2 separate regions of the Homo sapiens genome follow, and region 2 is linked to region 1. Evidence: chromatin loops called from intact Hi-C (ENCODE). Cell type or tissue: MCF 10A. All regions are shown on one strand.

The links. Peaks named below come from ENCODE experiments on the same cell type or tissue, not always from the same donor. Only the 100,000 strongest peaks of a DNase experiment are listed, where the experiment ranks them.
Region 2: it touches region 1 in a loop (13-fold over the local background); 2 of 110 quality-filtered maps call a loop at or near these places.

The regions. Positions count from the first base shown.
Region 1 is chr9:27,273,463-27,281,462 of GRCh38, reverse strand. It overlaps the pseudogene REXO6P. Among named protein-coding and RNA genes, the nearest start is that of EQTN, 20 kb to the left of the region's middle. RefSeq lists an enhancer at 1,057-1,558. In MCF 10A, a CTCF peak has its summit at 4,836 (motif pointing right); a DNase peak (open chromatin) is centred at 4,852.
Region 2 is chr9:27,195,088-27,203,087 of GRCh38, reverse strand. TEK (TEK receptor tyrosine kinase) reads right to left here. Exons shown (of 23, transcript NM_000459.5): 12 at 5,489-5,773; 13 at 1-268. It also overlaps the pseudogene RNA5SP280. Among named protein-coding and RNA genes, the nearest start is that of TEK, 90 kb to the right of the region's middle. In MCF 10A, no CTCF peak of the experiment used is centred here; DNase peaks (open chromatin) are centred at 4,687 and 6,517.

The DNA.
Region 1 (8,000 bases):
AAAGAGTAACATTGTACAGCGAAAGTGGTGGCTCCATAGAGCAGGGCTCCCTCAGGCAGAGCAGCACTTGTGGACTGCCGGCTTAGCTATATTTATACCTACTTACAATTACAGGCTAAGTAAGGGGTAGTTTGTTCACAAACTTTCTGGAAAAGGGGCAGGGAGTTTGTGGAACCAGATAAAGTAACTTTCTGCCATTGCCATGGCGTTTGTAAACTGTCTTGGCACGGGTGGGAGTGTCATTATTTTATGCAAATGGAGAGCCCAGAGCAGGAGCTACAGCATGGGTTGCTGCTATATTTATACTCACTCTTAATTGCATGCTAATCAAGGGGCGGGTTATTTTAAATTTTCTAGAAAAGGGGCAGGGAGTTCCTGGAACCATAAAAGGGAACTTCCAAGCATTGCCATGGCATTTGTAAACTGCCACGGCTCTGGTGGGAGTGTCTTTAATAATGATCATTGAGAGCAGAGGTTGCTTTCCTTGCCGTCTTCTGGTTTCTGGCAGCTTTCTCTGCTACATCCTGTTTTTGATCAGCAGGAGCCTTACTGGTGCTGGAAAAGCAAGTCCTCCTGATCTACCTCCCTACTGCCAAAGGAACCTAGGATCAGTTCCTACGGACTGGCTGTGACGGGAAAGAAGCACCAGCACTCGCCTTAGAACTAGCAGCCAAGTCCATCTAAAGTGACCAGGAGTAAGTCTTCCCAGCATCACACACCCAGGAGCAGCAGCCTTAAGTTCTAGCCCCTATTCCCTCTTTCTTCCTCCCTCCTGCCACAAGAGCGTCCTAAACATGCCGAACAGTGAGGGTGCTACAGGGGTCCTGATTGACGGTGTTTTTTGCAGGCCTTTTGGGTGGTCCCTCAGTTCCTGAAACACTGGGTTGTAGAGGGAAGCTGTCCCAGAGATGTTTGGAAAGGTGGTTGGCTTGGGCAGGCGTCAAGAGCATCTCTTCCATCCCTCAGGAGGAGCGGGCACCAGCTCCCCAGTAACCGAAAGAACTGCTGGGCCTGCGGGGCTCCACGGTGCCCCAGGTGGGTGGACCAGCGCGCTGCTCAGATGGGGGCAGGGCCAAAGTCACCAGGTCAGGAAGTCGTGGGCGAGGGGCTTGCGTGGGCGCGTGAGCTCTTTGCGAGGACCAGTAAATGGCATTTCTTGGGAACGCAGGATCCTAGGAAGGTACCTAGGATGCCGTGCATAAGATTTGCTGCTTGTTAAGAAACAGGTGCAAGGTATCCTCTCTCCGTCACTCATCCCCAAGGTGGAATTACTATAAGGAGCTTCCTGTGCTCTTGTGAAAGGTGGAAAAGACAGGAAGAAAACTGGCTGTTAGGCCTCTGTTAATTCTGGTGAAGGCAAGGAATAATTACCAATCAAAGGAGCTGTTGCCAATCAGCTCTAGCCTGAGAAAAGATTCTAAGCATGCCTTCAAACTTCAAAATTAACGCTCCAAATCTAGCTTCTGGTGAAGTTAAAAAACAGAAACAGAAAAACTTAACACTGTTCGTGACATGGAAGGAAAGTATAATCATGTCTTTTCAGTAGTGCCCCCAAAGCACTATGTAACAGCCCTTACTAAATCATTGCAACCAAATAAAACCCAGCTTAAGCAAAAGGCACTTCCACCTGCTTATCTGGAGTTTACTGCCCTTAAATTTAAAGAGAAATTAGATCCAGGCCTTTATCTTTGGATCCTAAGATAATTCTCATTCTTGTGCGTGCGCCTCTCCTTCCCCATCTATCAAAATGTCACATTTCCACTACATTGTTTTGGATTTCAATCATGTTAATTTCTTAATAGGAAATGAATGGTAAGTTGAAAGACTGTTGAGCCAGGAAAAAGCTTATTATGTGAAAAGGAAGCATGTGTGTGTTAACAACACATGTAGGTTATCTAAAATAAATTCAGAGTTATAAAAAACAATATAATTGGGACCACGTCTCAGATCTGAAATCTCTTGTTTGGGAGAAGGTATAAGTTATCCTGTAATTGATACAGGAAAGTGTATCTTGGAAAGAGAGAAGAGGTCGTATTTATCCTGGTAAAAATTAGGGAAGGAGCTGCCAGGGTGTTGTGGACAGCTGTTACTTCAAGCCTATGTCTTGTCACTCTCCTGGGTTTCCTCAGTAGTGTAGATCTAGCTAGAGTTTTGTCTGTCAATTCTTAGATTGTCATGGTTGTTAAGGGCTGGGGGTTATTTTGTGCTTGAAGCATTCTATAGATATCAGGGACCTTAGAATGTTGAGACTCACTAAAGGAAGGAAAGACTAATGCTTTAAATACATTTTTCTTGTGGACAGAGGAGATGTGCCAGTGGAGAAGACTATATACAGTTCTGTGTAAGTGGTATTCAGTTATTTTAAGTTTCCAAATTGTCATTGCTTGGTAATAAGGTGAATATTTTCTATCCAAAGTATGTCATGTTTGACACAAACAATTAAGCACAAACAAGGCCTGTCCTACTGATGTATAGTCACCTTAGTAATAAGGTGTAAATGTATTTTAATCAGTCATGGGAATGAGCTAGACATTTGGAAAACTTAAACAGTGATAGCCATTGGCTTCTCACTCTCCATCTAGAACTGATCACTTAGCAAACTACCTCCTGTATTTAAAACTGGGTTTGGAAGGGTTAATGTCCTTCTGATAGGAAGCTACTTCTCCAGGGTATTCTAGAATCTGCATTTCATCATGATTGTAATGATAAAACAAAACTTATTTTCTACTGACAGTCCTAGACATAACTATGGAAAAATTAGAACAGAAAAAATGAGTTAGTCAAGGCTGAGGTTGAAGAAGAGCAGAAGAGGATCTCCAAATGAACTTTAGCACTTGAAGAACTGACTCAAAGCCCTGTGGCCTCCTTGAATGACACAAATGTGAGGCAAGATTTTCCTGAAAATAGCCTGCTCCCAGAGGAAAAGTGAATTGCACCATCAAAGAACAAAGACAGACTGGAAAGTATGTGATGGACCTCAGATGTCCAGAGACTGATCTTGAATATGATCCTTTCCTCAATTATTCTGCGGAGGTACTTGGGGCATCTAAAGCAAAGCAGGATGAGGCTGATCAACAGCACTTCTGCCACTTGAAAACACCTGTGAGTGAAGGTCGCCACACATCCCTGGAGAGCCAAAGGCCTTCTGTTTCACCAATAAGAAGTAAAACAGATCTTTAAGAATCTGAAGATGATCTTATAATAGATGTACCTCCAGTCATGCCTACTTCTAAGAAATCTAAACTATGTAGAGGCTTCAAACATCATTATAAGGATAAATGGACACATATCACGCCCCCGGAGGAGAAAAATCTTAAAATTAGTGGCACAGAAGAAGAAAAAAACAGATAAAACCCAACTAACCACACAAATAGATGATGACAGTAACAAATTACAACTACCTACATTGCTCATGAAAACATCCCCAGGTATTAAAACTAATGTAAATTTATATCATTTTAAAACAGTACCTAAGAAGGAAAAATTTGGGGATGAAAAAAGCCATGACTGTATTTTAGAAGGAGGTTCATCTTCTGCACCTCTCAATGGCAATGAAATAATGAAAGAAAGTTGTAATAAGAAAGTTACCTAAAGAACAAAAAACAGGTAAAAACAAAATTATGATACACAAAAAGAAGAAATTAAATGTTGGTATTCACCAAGCCAGTTCCACATTTCTTATTCAGATGACCTTGCAAAAGACAATGTGCCAAGAATGCAAGGTAATAATCAAGACCTCATTACTTTTGAAGAAGCAAATTAGCCAAATTTGGTTCTGATCCAATCAAATCTGATAATGGTTGTACTGAAGATGACACCTCCTCTCATTCTGATGACACTATGAAAGAATGTCTTTAAGTTTCTAATGAGCTCGTTGAAAGTGAATCTCATAAGGAAAAGACTGCTAAACAGGTTAGCATTTTTTTTCTTTTATTGTTTTCTTAAATCTAATGGAGTTTTGCTTAAATACATATTTTATATTTGTTCTAAATTCTATACAATATACACCTACATAATACACATATTCTAATAGTTTTGATCAATAACATATTGGAGTGACAAGGCAAAAGCCTTGATAAGTGGCCAGCCATAGTGTCTGGCAGAGTTGACAGTTTCCAGAGGCCATAGTACTATATACAGTAACTTATAGTTGACTTCTCAAATTAGAGGATTTTTTGTTGTTGTTTGTTTTGAGATGGAGTCTCTGTCGCTCATGCTGGATCGCAGTGAGGCGATCTCGGCTCACTGCAACCTCTGCCTCCCAGGTTCAAGCAATTCTCCTCCCTCGGCCTCCCAAGTAGCTGGGACTATAGGCGCGTGCCACCACACCCAGCTAATTTTTGTATTTTTAGTAGGACGAGGTTTCACCCTGTTGGCCAGGCTGGTCTCGAACTCCTGACCTGAAGTGATGCACCTGCCTTGGCTTCCCAAGGTGCTGGAATTACAGGCGTGAGCCACCGCGCCCGGCCTAGAGGATTCTTTTATAGGAATCTACACAGGTAAAACTATTCAAATTCAGTTTTTTGTGAATTTTTATTAAAAAATTTGTCCACACTTTGTTGCTTAGATTCCTATGGCTTTTTGAGAAACATGCTAAATTTGCCTTTACTGTGCTGAAATTGGATAATTCTTTTTTCCACTAGGCTTCAGAAAAGGATGATATGTTATATTACAAAAACACATCTGGACCAAAAAAGAGAATTGCACACTCTGGCAAATTTGATGTGAATTATTTAGTTCCTCATCTCCCCGCTGCTCAAAGCTTTATATAAAGTGCATACCTTGTTATTTCCAGTTTTATTATTCTAGGACTATTTATCCTTTTGTCCACTAGGGGGCACAATTTACTGGCAGTCGGTACATTGATTCCTGCTTGTTAGCATTTTCCTGTCCGTTTCCCCACCCCACCCACAGATCTAACATTTTCATTGAAAGCAGGTATATTATCATTGGGTAGCCTCTTAACCATAAATTTTAAAAGTCGATCCTCATTATTCACAGATTCCAAATTTGCGAATTCACCTACTCAGTAAAATTGACGTGTAACCTTAAAATCAAGACTTGCTGTGCTTATGAGATCATTCACAGACAACGCAGAGTGGCAAAAAATTTGAATTGCCTGACATGCACATTCCCAGTTAAGGCTGAAGAAGGTGATAGCCTTCTTGTTTAAGCTCACATAATGTAAAATGTCCTTTTGCAGTCCGTTTAGTGCCAGGTTTTTTTGTATCTGTGTGCTTTTTGTTGGTGATTTTGTGCTGAAAATTGCCGCTCATTGTAGTGCTGTCTAGTGCTCCTAAGCATAAAAAGAATGTGATGTGCCTTACAGAGAAAATATGTGCTAGATAAACTTTGTTCAGGCATGAGTTTTAGTGCTGTTGGCCACGAGGGTATTAAATGAGATGTCTGTAAACATGACACATATGTAAAGCAAGGTGATACTTTGATTGACCAAAAAAAAAAATGTGACCAGAGACTTACCTGAACCTAACCCCATGTTTGTTTGTTTTAGGAGCAGTGGATTCAGTGTTCACTAAATCTGAGTTTGTGGTGACTTACAGAGTATAACTACCTGAAATAACAAGAATCGACTTTAGTTTTCAAAATAATTATAAACTTTTGTAATTTATAAGTGCTGAAGTTCTTTTATGACATAAAAAAGAAATTGAAGAAGCAGTTCAGTGAGTAGTATTCCTTTAACATTTTTGTGTTTAAAAAAGTGATATTTAGGCCAGGCGTCATATATCATGCCTGTAATCCCAGCACTTTGGGAGGCCGAGGCAGGTGGATCACGAGGTCAGGAGATGGAGACCCTCCCGGCCAACATGGTGAAACCCTGTCTCTACTAAAAATACAAAAATTAGCTGGGTGTGGTGGCGCATGCCTGTAATCCCAGCTACTCTGGAGGCTGAGGCAGGAGAATCGCTTGAACCAGGGAGTCGGAGGTTGCAGTGAGCCGACATCGCACCACTGTACTCCAGCCTGGCAACAGAGTGAGACTCCGTCTCAAAAAAAAAAAAAAAAAAAAAAAAAAAAGATATTTAATAAACTTTCTGCATGGCAGAGTCTATACTTCCAAATCACAAATGAAAACCTGAATTTCAGTTCTTCATAGAATAGTTGGGTGTCCTTGGGCAAGTTATTTAATTTTTCTGAGCTTCAGTTTCCTTATCTATGAAAGGAAAATTGAGTGCCTACCCCAGGGTCAAATATATAAGTACTTAATAAATGCTAGTTACCTTCCTCTTATTTCTTACAAAGTTTTTTTGGTGGCTAACATTATTTCCCTTTAACTGCAAATGTTGTGGTGTTTATAGTTTTAATTTTATTGTGCTATGTAAAAAAAAAAAAAAAAAAGCCAGGTGTGATGGCGCGTGCCTGTAGTCCCACCTACTCCCTGTTACCCCCTCCCCAATTCTTGTATATAAATAGTTTTTGGCTTTGTAAATAACTGTCCTTAAAATTCTCACAAGTTGAAATAATTGGACTAAAGATAAAGAATTTTAAGATTTTTAAAGCATTCTTTAAAAATCTTATTGTCACTGTATTGCCTTCCAGAAGGGTTTTCACAATTTATAGTCCTTCTCAATGTTTCAGAGTTCTCTTCCCACAAACCCTTACCTACGATGCACATTATAATTTTTTAAAGCCTGCAAATCTGGTTAAAATTTTATTGCCTTATCTTATATTACATTTCTTTAATTATTAGTGAAGCTAAACATTCTTTCCCATGTTCCATTCTCTTATAACAAATGTTGCTGTGGAGAAGTCTGCTTGCCTGCTATTTCACCCTTTGAGTCGTGTGATACTTTTGTCTGCCTATCCAAAGGATTCTTCCTTTAATTCTGAAGTCCAATAACTTTAGTAGATATGTCTTATTAGCTATTCTATTTTTTCTGTCTACATACAAAGTATCACTTTTGTATGAAATTTAATTTTTTAGTTAAAACTTTCTTAAATTATGTTTCAGTAGTTGTTCAGTTTTATTATTTCCTTATTTCTGGGGATACTCCAACTATGCATGCATTGGATCACAATCAGCGTTACAAATGTGGTCAATTTACTGTGTGGCTGGCTGTAAGGCCCCCAACGAGCTTCTATGATAGAAGAAAGGCAAAATTATCAATTTTATCAATTTTTCATCATTTTCATTTGTTTTATGTTGCTGCCCTATAGGCCTCAACCAATAAAGAGGTCATTAGACCATTCAGGGTACCAGTCCCACTGCTAACAAGCCCCACTGGAATCATTCGGGCCCAGCAAAGCAGTACAGATAAAGGCTGCCATAAAGAATGGGAAGGCTTTTATTGATGCCACTTCAGAACAGAAGAAAAATGCATCTACATGTCCAGCCTCTCAGAGCCAAAGGAAAGGTTTGGAAAAAAGCTTTTTTTAAAAAAAAGTCACTTATTTAAGAAATGGAATTTTACTTCATTTTAAAAAATATTTCTTAAAAATCCACATGCTACCAAGTATAGTTGAATCAATGGCACAGTTTTACATGAAATAATATGATTGATATTTAAATATTTTGTCTACATCTTTTTTTTTTTTTTTTTTTTTTTTTTTTGAGACACAGTTTTACTCTGTGGCCCAGGCTGGAGTGCAGTGGCACAATCTAGGTTCACTGCAACCTCTGCCTCCCAGGTTCAGGTGATTCTCATGCCTCAGCCTCCTGAGTAGCTGGGCAGGCATGTGCCATCCATCACACCTGGCTAATTTTTTTTTTCTTTTTTTGTATTATTAGTAGAGACGGGGTTTTGCCGTGTTAGCCAGGCTGGTCTCAACTCCTGACCTTAAAGCGATCCACCCACCTCGGCCCCCCAAGTGCTGAGATTACAGGCATGAGCCACCACTCCCAGTCAATACTTTGTTTATCTCTAAATGATACACAATAGTAGTACTATTTTGCAAGTATTTTACAATTGTTTTATCAATTATCTCAATTCATTCTTCTGAATTATACTGGAGTGGGTTATTGGGATTTTTTTGCATTTGAA
Region 2 (8,000 bases), 78 kb after region 1:
GAAAAGGCTGGGTTGCTTGACCCTATGTTGTTCTCTGCAAAAATGTCCACCTGGTATGCTGTTTCAGGCTCTAGGCCCTTGAGCTGATACTGAGTGATGGTGGCATTCTTTATCTTCACATCAACGTGCTGGTCTTCATTCTTGCCTTGAACCTTGTAACGGATAGTAATAGAAGAAATAGAATAGCCATCCAATATTGTCCAAGAAATCACAGCTGAGGAGTGTGTAATGTTGGAAATCTTGATGTTTTCTGGTTGAGGAGGAAGAACTAGAAATTAAAAAGAAAAAAGATTCACTTAAGATATACTACCATGGCCTAGATCATTATGCTTTTGAGATAGAGTTCATGTCAGCTCATATAAGGCAAACAAATGTTTTCTCATATGGTACCCCAATCAATTGGTAGTGGCTACTGGACTCCACGCAGACTTGAAAGAGTGGCACAGACAGAGAAATGGCAACACATATCATCTATCTGTCATCTTGACACTAAATGAAGGCCTTAGAAATTCTGTTATTCCACAAACCTGTACTTACTATTCTTGATGCTGGGAAGAATGGAAAGCTTCTGAGGGCTGGCATTTATATAGTGCTTACAATATGGCAGGCATTGATCTAGTCTCTTGTATATATTAACTCACTTCCTCTTCATAGCAATCTTTCTGTAAGTGCTGAGGTCTGGAGAGATTAAGTGACTTAGCCATGGTGACACTACTGTTAAGTAGAAGAAACAAGATTCAACTCCTGGCAGTCTGGCTCTGTAGTCCATAGTCTTAGTGTCATGTGGTCAGTCCTTGCCCTCAATTTATGGAGCAGCAGGCAGGTCAGTGTATACATGAGAAAATGTGCTAATAACTTTTAGTAGACAAAGTATTATAGGGATTTGGGGAAAAGTGGAATCACATTCCATTCAGGGACACGGGCAGGATGAGAAAGAGATGCCTTGAGGTTTTCCACATGTGAAGATGACAGGCACCGCAGCATCACTACATTCTCACTCAAACTCTAAAGGGCACAGGCTAGAAGGGAAGTTCGTGATCCAATAAAGGCTAAGCCTATTTGATCCAGGAAAAGAATGGATTCGAGCTCTTGTCCTTAATAGTAACTGTACCTTACATTTATGAGGCTATTTACAATGTGCTTCCACATGCAGACACTCTCTTGACTTGTATAACCACACAGTACTGAGATTTTTTATGATCCACATTTTAGAGATGAGAAAACTGAGACTTCAAAAGTTTAAGGGGTTTGTACTTGTCCCAGTAGGCGAATAGTAGACATAGGCTGTTTCATTCCATACACCATTGTTTTTCCACATGAAAGTTACTGCTTATAAACAATTTAGAACCTTTGAGAAGTATCTCAAGGTACATCCTTTCTATTTTAAATTTCTTCTTTTCATTATGTTGACTCCCCCTTGTTACTCTTTAGGGGACTGTGGCAATTTATGAGAATTAGGTATTGGATTTAGAACCTTCCAAATCTGATTGTTATGTTCTATGTCTAGCAGATGGTACAGTATCCAAAAATCACAATTAATCAACAGTATGTCTTAACTTTCTTTACATCCAGTACCAAGTCTTTTGTATATTTTTATAAAAATATACAATAGCCTTTCTTCCCACATGAGATTGAAGGAGTAATAGAAATACCAACATTTTCAGATTACTATGATCACATAGTTAATATTTGTATAGTTGTGGCTCAAAAAATTCAACTTCATAAACCAGTGGTCTTCTAAGCCTGTCACAAAAAGCAGCAGTGTCTTTTAGAAGCTTGTTAGAAAAATAATGAATATAATTTTTGTGCCAACTAAAAATCATAAATTTGCATCTACCAACTTACCATTTTATGCCTGAAAGGAGTCATTCTTAGGGATAGCTCAATAAACCTTTGATTTAAATTCAGCGGGTCTGGACCCAGCAATCTACATTTTAGCAGGTTCTCTGGGTGACTCTACAATAGATTCTAAAATGCTTTAGGAAACACTAATCAGACCTTAAACAATTTAGAAACGGGATATCACTACTTAAAGAACCTCTAGAAGCATAGTTGCTTTGAAGCAGTGGGTCGCCCATCCAAAGAGACAAGTGCAAGACATTTGTAGCATGGTGGGGGGAAAAATAGAACTAAAATGTGGATTAGAATCCTAATCCCCATGCCGTACTAGTTCCATAATTTTGGGCAAGTCACTTACCCTCCTCTGTGCCTCAGGTTCCTCATCTGTTAACTGTGATAATCATTCTTACTCTACTTTCCTCAAAAAGTCATTGTAAGGGTCAAATACTCCCCATGTAAATGTTTTCCAACAGGAAAACATAACACACATATATTATTTTTAACATATGATTGGGGTGATACGCCAAATCTAATTCACTCCACTTCTTACCCCTGGACCAGATGTAATTGCTAGGCTGGAAACCAACACAAACTTTATAACTGGAAGTATTAATTTTACTTATGAACATACATGATCAATGACAACACAGCATATTAACAAATATTTTCAGGTAAAAATGAGATGTTCTCATTCACATCCTCCTTCCTCGGATTTCCTGACCCTATAGGGATCAACTCCTACCCTGCCAATCTCACATCCCTACTACCACCACCAGCATTGACCCTCCATCAAACTTCATACAATCATCCAAGGCAAGTCGACTCCCAGTGACTATTAACTAGTTTTTGTTTAATCCTATAAATATGATAATGATAGTGTGATTTTGAGAGTGTATCATTCTAATGAGGATGAAACTTATGTAGTTTAGGTGAGTGAGCACCTCAGATAATTTTGAAATAGGAAATAGTGATTCATCCCATAGTTACTGACATTTCACAAGTTTATAGTTAATATGCTGGAAATGGTACAGGAACAAACAGATCAATGGAAGGGAACAGAACATCCAGAAATAGATGCAAAATGAATATGAGAACCTGGCATATGATACAGAAATCATCACAACTCACCATGGGGACTACTCAATACGTGGCATTGGGACCACTGACATGCCATATGTGAATAAATAAGATTAAAATAAAAATATTAAAATATACTGCACCCCAAAATAACATTTTTATATCTTAAAGACCTAAATACACAAAACAACACTAGAACTACTAGGAAAAACACAGAGAATATGTTTATGACCTTGGGATAGGGAATAATTCCAAAATGCAAAAAGTATAAATCACACAGGCAAATACTGACAGGTCCAGCTGCATCAAAATGTCAAGTGTCTGTGGGTTAAAAGCCACCACAAACAAGGTTACAATAAAGGGATTAGGAGAACATATTTGCAATACACATAACAAAGTATTTAGATTACACAAATAATTTTTACAAATCAGTAAGAAAGACAACCTATTCCAAATGAGCAAAGGATATCAATAAGTATATCAAAAAAGAGGACATCCAGTATATCAATAAGTATATCAAAAAAGAGGACAATTAACATAAAAAGATGCTCACCTTTGCTAGCTATCAAGGAAATCAAAATTGAAATTAACAATGAGGCACCATATTTTGCTTTTGAGATACGCAAAGTAAAAAGGTGTGACACTATCGAGTGATATAGGGAAAGGATATAGACATAGAGATGGGTATAAGGAAAATGGCACTGTCATACACTCCTGAACATAGTACACACTGACTAACCACTTTAGAGGGAAATAGCCCATGAGTTCCACCACCGGACTTGTTCCTAGAAAAACTCTCACACCTGTCTATGCACATGGAGACATGCATAAGAATGGGCATTGCATTTTGTTCATGATAGTAAAAAATGAAAAAACCTACATCTCCCTCTAAAAGGGAGAGGATGAATGACAAGATACATTCATAAGATAGAATATTATACAGAAGTTAAAATTACATGCATCAAAGCTAAATAAACATGGATCGATAAAATTCATAATGTCCATTCAAAAAATGAAGAATGATATGTATGCATGTGTATACTTTCAGAGATATTAAAATTATAGAACATTGGGCTTGGCACAGTGGCTCATGCCTGTAATTCCAGCACTTTGGGAGGCGAAGGCGGGAGGATTGCTTGAGCCCAGGAGTTCCAGACCAGCCTGGGCAACATAGGGAGATCCCATCTCTACAAAAAAATTTTTAAAAAAAGTCAGGTGTGGTGGCGTGTGCCTGTGGTCCCAGCTACTCAGGAGGCTGAGGTGGGAGGATTGCTTGGGCCCAGGAAGCCAAGGCTGCAGAAGCCATAATGGCACCACTGCTCACCAGCCTGGGCAACAGAGCAAGACCTTGTCTCAAAAAATATATACATACAACATTAAATTAAAATATACTTAACAAACTCATAATTTTGGTTGTCTCTTGGGAGAGGGGAATAGAAATAGATAGGGATAACAGTTGCAGGAGATACTGATACACCTGTAGTGGGTTATTACATAAGTCAACAACAAATGCTGAAAGCAAATATGACAAAATGTTAACAGTTGTTAATTCTGGATGGGAGGAATGTGATTGTTCGTTGTGTTACTGTTAGCATGATTCTGCACCTTGGAAATTTCACAGAATTAAACATTATATATGAAGAATTCCTAAACACTGACAAAACAATTCAGACTTTCATAAGTCACTGATGCAATAAAAGAGTGGCCAAAGAAACACTGAGCCAGCTTCCACACCTGTTCCTGAGGAAGTGGAGAACCAGCTGCAAAGACAGCCTCAGACTCTGGGAGGTGGCAAGGGACCACATAATCTCCCATCCAGGCCTGACCCTGCTTAGCTTCCAGGATCAATGAGATCCAGTGTGTTCAGGGTGGTAAGGCCATAGACCACATGATCCTGACTTCAGTGGTAGTTGTGTGTGGCCAAGAAATAGTTTACCTTTCCAAGGGTTCCAAATGCACACAGTTCTAATTTCAGTGAATCAAAATAAAACTCTCTGCTTAGTTTAGTAATGAATAGACTTTCAATACTACAAAGAAACCCAAGAAATTCCCATTAATTTTAAATGACCAATCTGAAATTGAGAAGCCTGAAATGCAAAATACTTTGGAAAAAAAAAGTGATTTTATTACTCCTAGATAAATCTTTTAACTTTTAAAATTACCTGTTTTCAAGGGGTTTCAAGCAAAGTTATTTGGTTTTTATGGTTAGGTAAGACCCATCTGGAATTAACTGACATCTGTGTACATGTAGATATATGATAATTCTTCAAAACTACCCCATAAATGGTTCAACAAGCCCTAGAAAAACTTCTTGTTACTAATTTACTAAATAAACAACTGCACACCAAGGGAAGGTAAATTTTAGCACAGACCTGCCTGAATTATTGCAAATCCAAATATATGTTATATATTGCAAGTTATTAAAATGATTAGGTGGGGGGCACTAATTAGCCTTCTCTCACAACTAACTTTCTTTCATAATTTCCAATAGTCCTGCAGTGATGTTAGCTAAGTCTGCATGGCGGTAGCCCCTTATTGCTCAGATGAGGCTGGAGCAGCATGAATTACTTACTGTCACTAAGGGTCCAAGCAGTGAGATCTTCACTCCATTCCCCCTGGGCCTTGGTGTTGACTCTAGCTCGGACCACGTACTGCTCCCTGGGATGTAAGTTGTTAAGTAGCACCGAAGTCAAGTTGCCTGGAACTTTAATATTCTGCTGATCACTTTTTTGCACAGACCTTCTCTCCACTTCAACATAAAAGTCATCTTCCGAGCTTGGAAATATTGGTTGCCAGGTCAAATTTAGAGTGGTCTGACTTTTAGGCAGGAGATTTAGACCTCTTGGAGGAGGGAGTCCTAGGAGAATCCAGAAAAATCATTATTTTTATATATGGCTGATATAGTTTGGATTAGTGTCCCCACCCAAATCTCATACTGAAATGTAATCCCCAGTGTTGGAGGTGGGGCCTGGTGGGAGGTGATTGGTTGATGAGTGTGACTTCCCATGAATGGTTTAGTACCATCCCCCTTGGTGCTGTCCTCCTGATACCGAGTGAGTTCTGATGAAATCTGGTCATTTGAAAGTATATAACAGGCCCCAGTGTGTGATGTTCCCCTTCCTGTTTCCATATGTTCTCATTGTTCAATTGCCGGGGGAGGGGGGAGGGATAGCATTAGGAGATATACCTAAAGTTAAATGACGAGTTAATGGGTGCAGCACACCAACATGGCACGTGTATACATATGTAACTAACCTGCACGTTGTGCACATGTACCCTAAAACTTAAAGTATAATAAAAAATAAAAAATAAAATAAACAGGAGCTTTGTCAGAAAATAAAATGTTAAATAATTTCCATGGAAAAATAAATAAATTATGAAACAGTAAAAAAAAAAAAAAAAAAAAAAAGTGTATAGCACCGCCCCCCCTCACTCTTCTGCTCCTGCTTTCACCATGCAAAGTGCCTGCTCCCACTTTGCCTTCTGCCATGAGTAAAAGCTCCCTCAGGCCTCCCCAAAAGCAGATGCTTCCTATACGGCATGCAGAACCATGAGCCAATGGTTACTGTTTTTACTGTTTGGCTTGGTAAAAAGCCAAACCTCTTTTCTTCCAAATTACCCAGTGTCAGGTATTTCTTTATAGCAATGCAAGTACAGACTAATACAAGGGTGGAGTCAATGACAGCGCTAAAGGGCACCTTTTAAGAGTAACCTTGGCTTCTAGAATAAGATACCACCTCATAAGCTATCAAAGAAACACAAGCAAGTGGCCCATATGATACTTTTTTCCCTACCAAAATGATTCATTACATTATTTATAACAGCAAACAATTGGAAGAAACCTAAACACTCAAAATAGGAAACTGCTTTAATAAATTATGATATAGCCATTCAGTGGAAAAATAGATAACTAGGATAAGTATGAAAGCCCAATAAAGAGACTTCAAGTACATGTAGGCATGCTAAAAGTTATGTCTACAATGGTGAAGGATAGGAAGGAAACTGATAAAAATCAAAACAGTAGATTTGCCAAGGTTATGGGATTATGGGAGAGTATTTACCGTTTCTGTTACCATTTTGAGCAATACATTGTAAAGCAATTTAGGGGTTCCTTCCCCTTAGCAAGATTTTCAGAAATCATACAGCTGTGGTGGCAGGGCCAGGCCTATTCCTGCTCTGATCACATCAAGGTATCCGCTATGACTACGTGATGCCTGGCCATAATCACCCACAGGAGCCTGGGCTACCAAGACATCACTGAATAGAAACAATATGGGTTTTAAAATCAGAGAGACAGGAACATGCCACTTTACTTTTGCAACCTTGGGCAAATTCATAATCTCTCCAAGTTCACCTGTAAAATAAAATTAAAATATCCATCTTCCAGACTCAGGAGTAATAAGTGAGAAAATGGATGTGAAAATGCTTGGAAGGTGTTAGGGGCTCTATTAACACTGGTTTCCTCCCTCCCTTCCTTCTTTCGAGATGTCTTATGTCACTGGACAAAGGAGGAAATAGTGTGTTTTCAGTTAATAATAGTAAATTGATTTTTAAATTCCAGATATGAAGTCCTTCCAAAACGTAGGATAGAGATCCTCTAATTCATGCATTCTCAGTAGGGACACAATCACTCCTATGGGGCAAAAAAATTTGTTCTTAGTGTATGAGAAAATTTCAGATTACTACAATTGTTTACAGAGGACCATAATACAGAAACAGATATAGAGCATATCTGTGGTATTAAAATTTCACGGGAGGCAGGATCTACTAGGATAAACGTATCTGAAACAGCTCACTGGGGATGAGCAATACATTTTTTTTTAAAGGTTGAGAAACACTGCTCTTACTCTTGGTTCGAGGTGAGAGGAAGGGTCTGTTTCCATCTACTGGGAATTAAGTCCCACCAGCCTGGTTCTGACTACCCTCAGACTAGTGAGAACCAGCAGCTAGGCATGCATTTTCTTGGCATTATGCAAAAGGTCTGATGGCCCTTTCTCTGTAACCTTTGCAAATGGAGAGAGGTGATGCCATCTCCTCTTGTTAACCTCTGAAGTTTAACCTCCAAAATAGCCACCCAGAGTGGT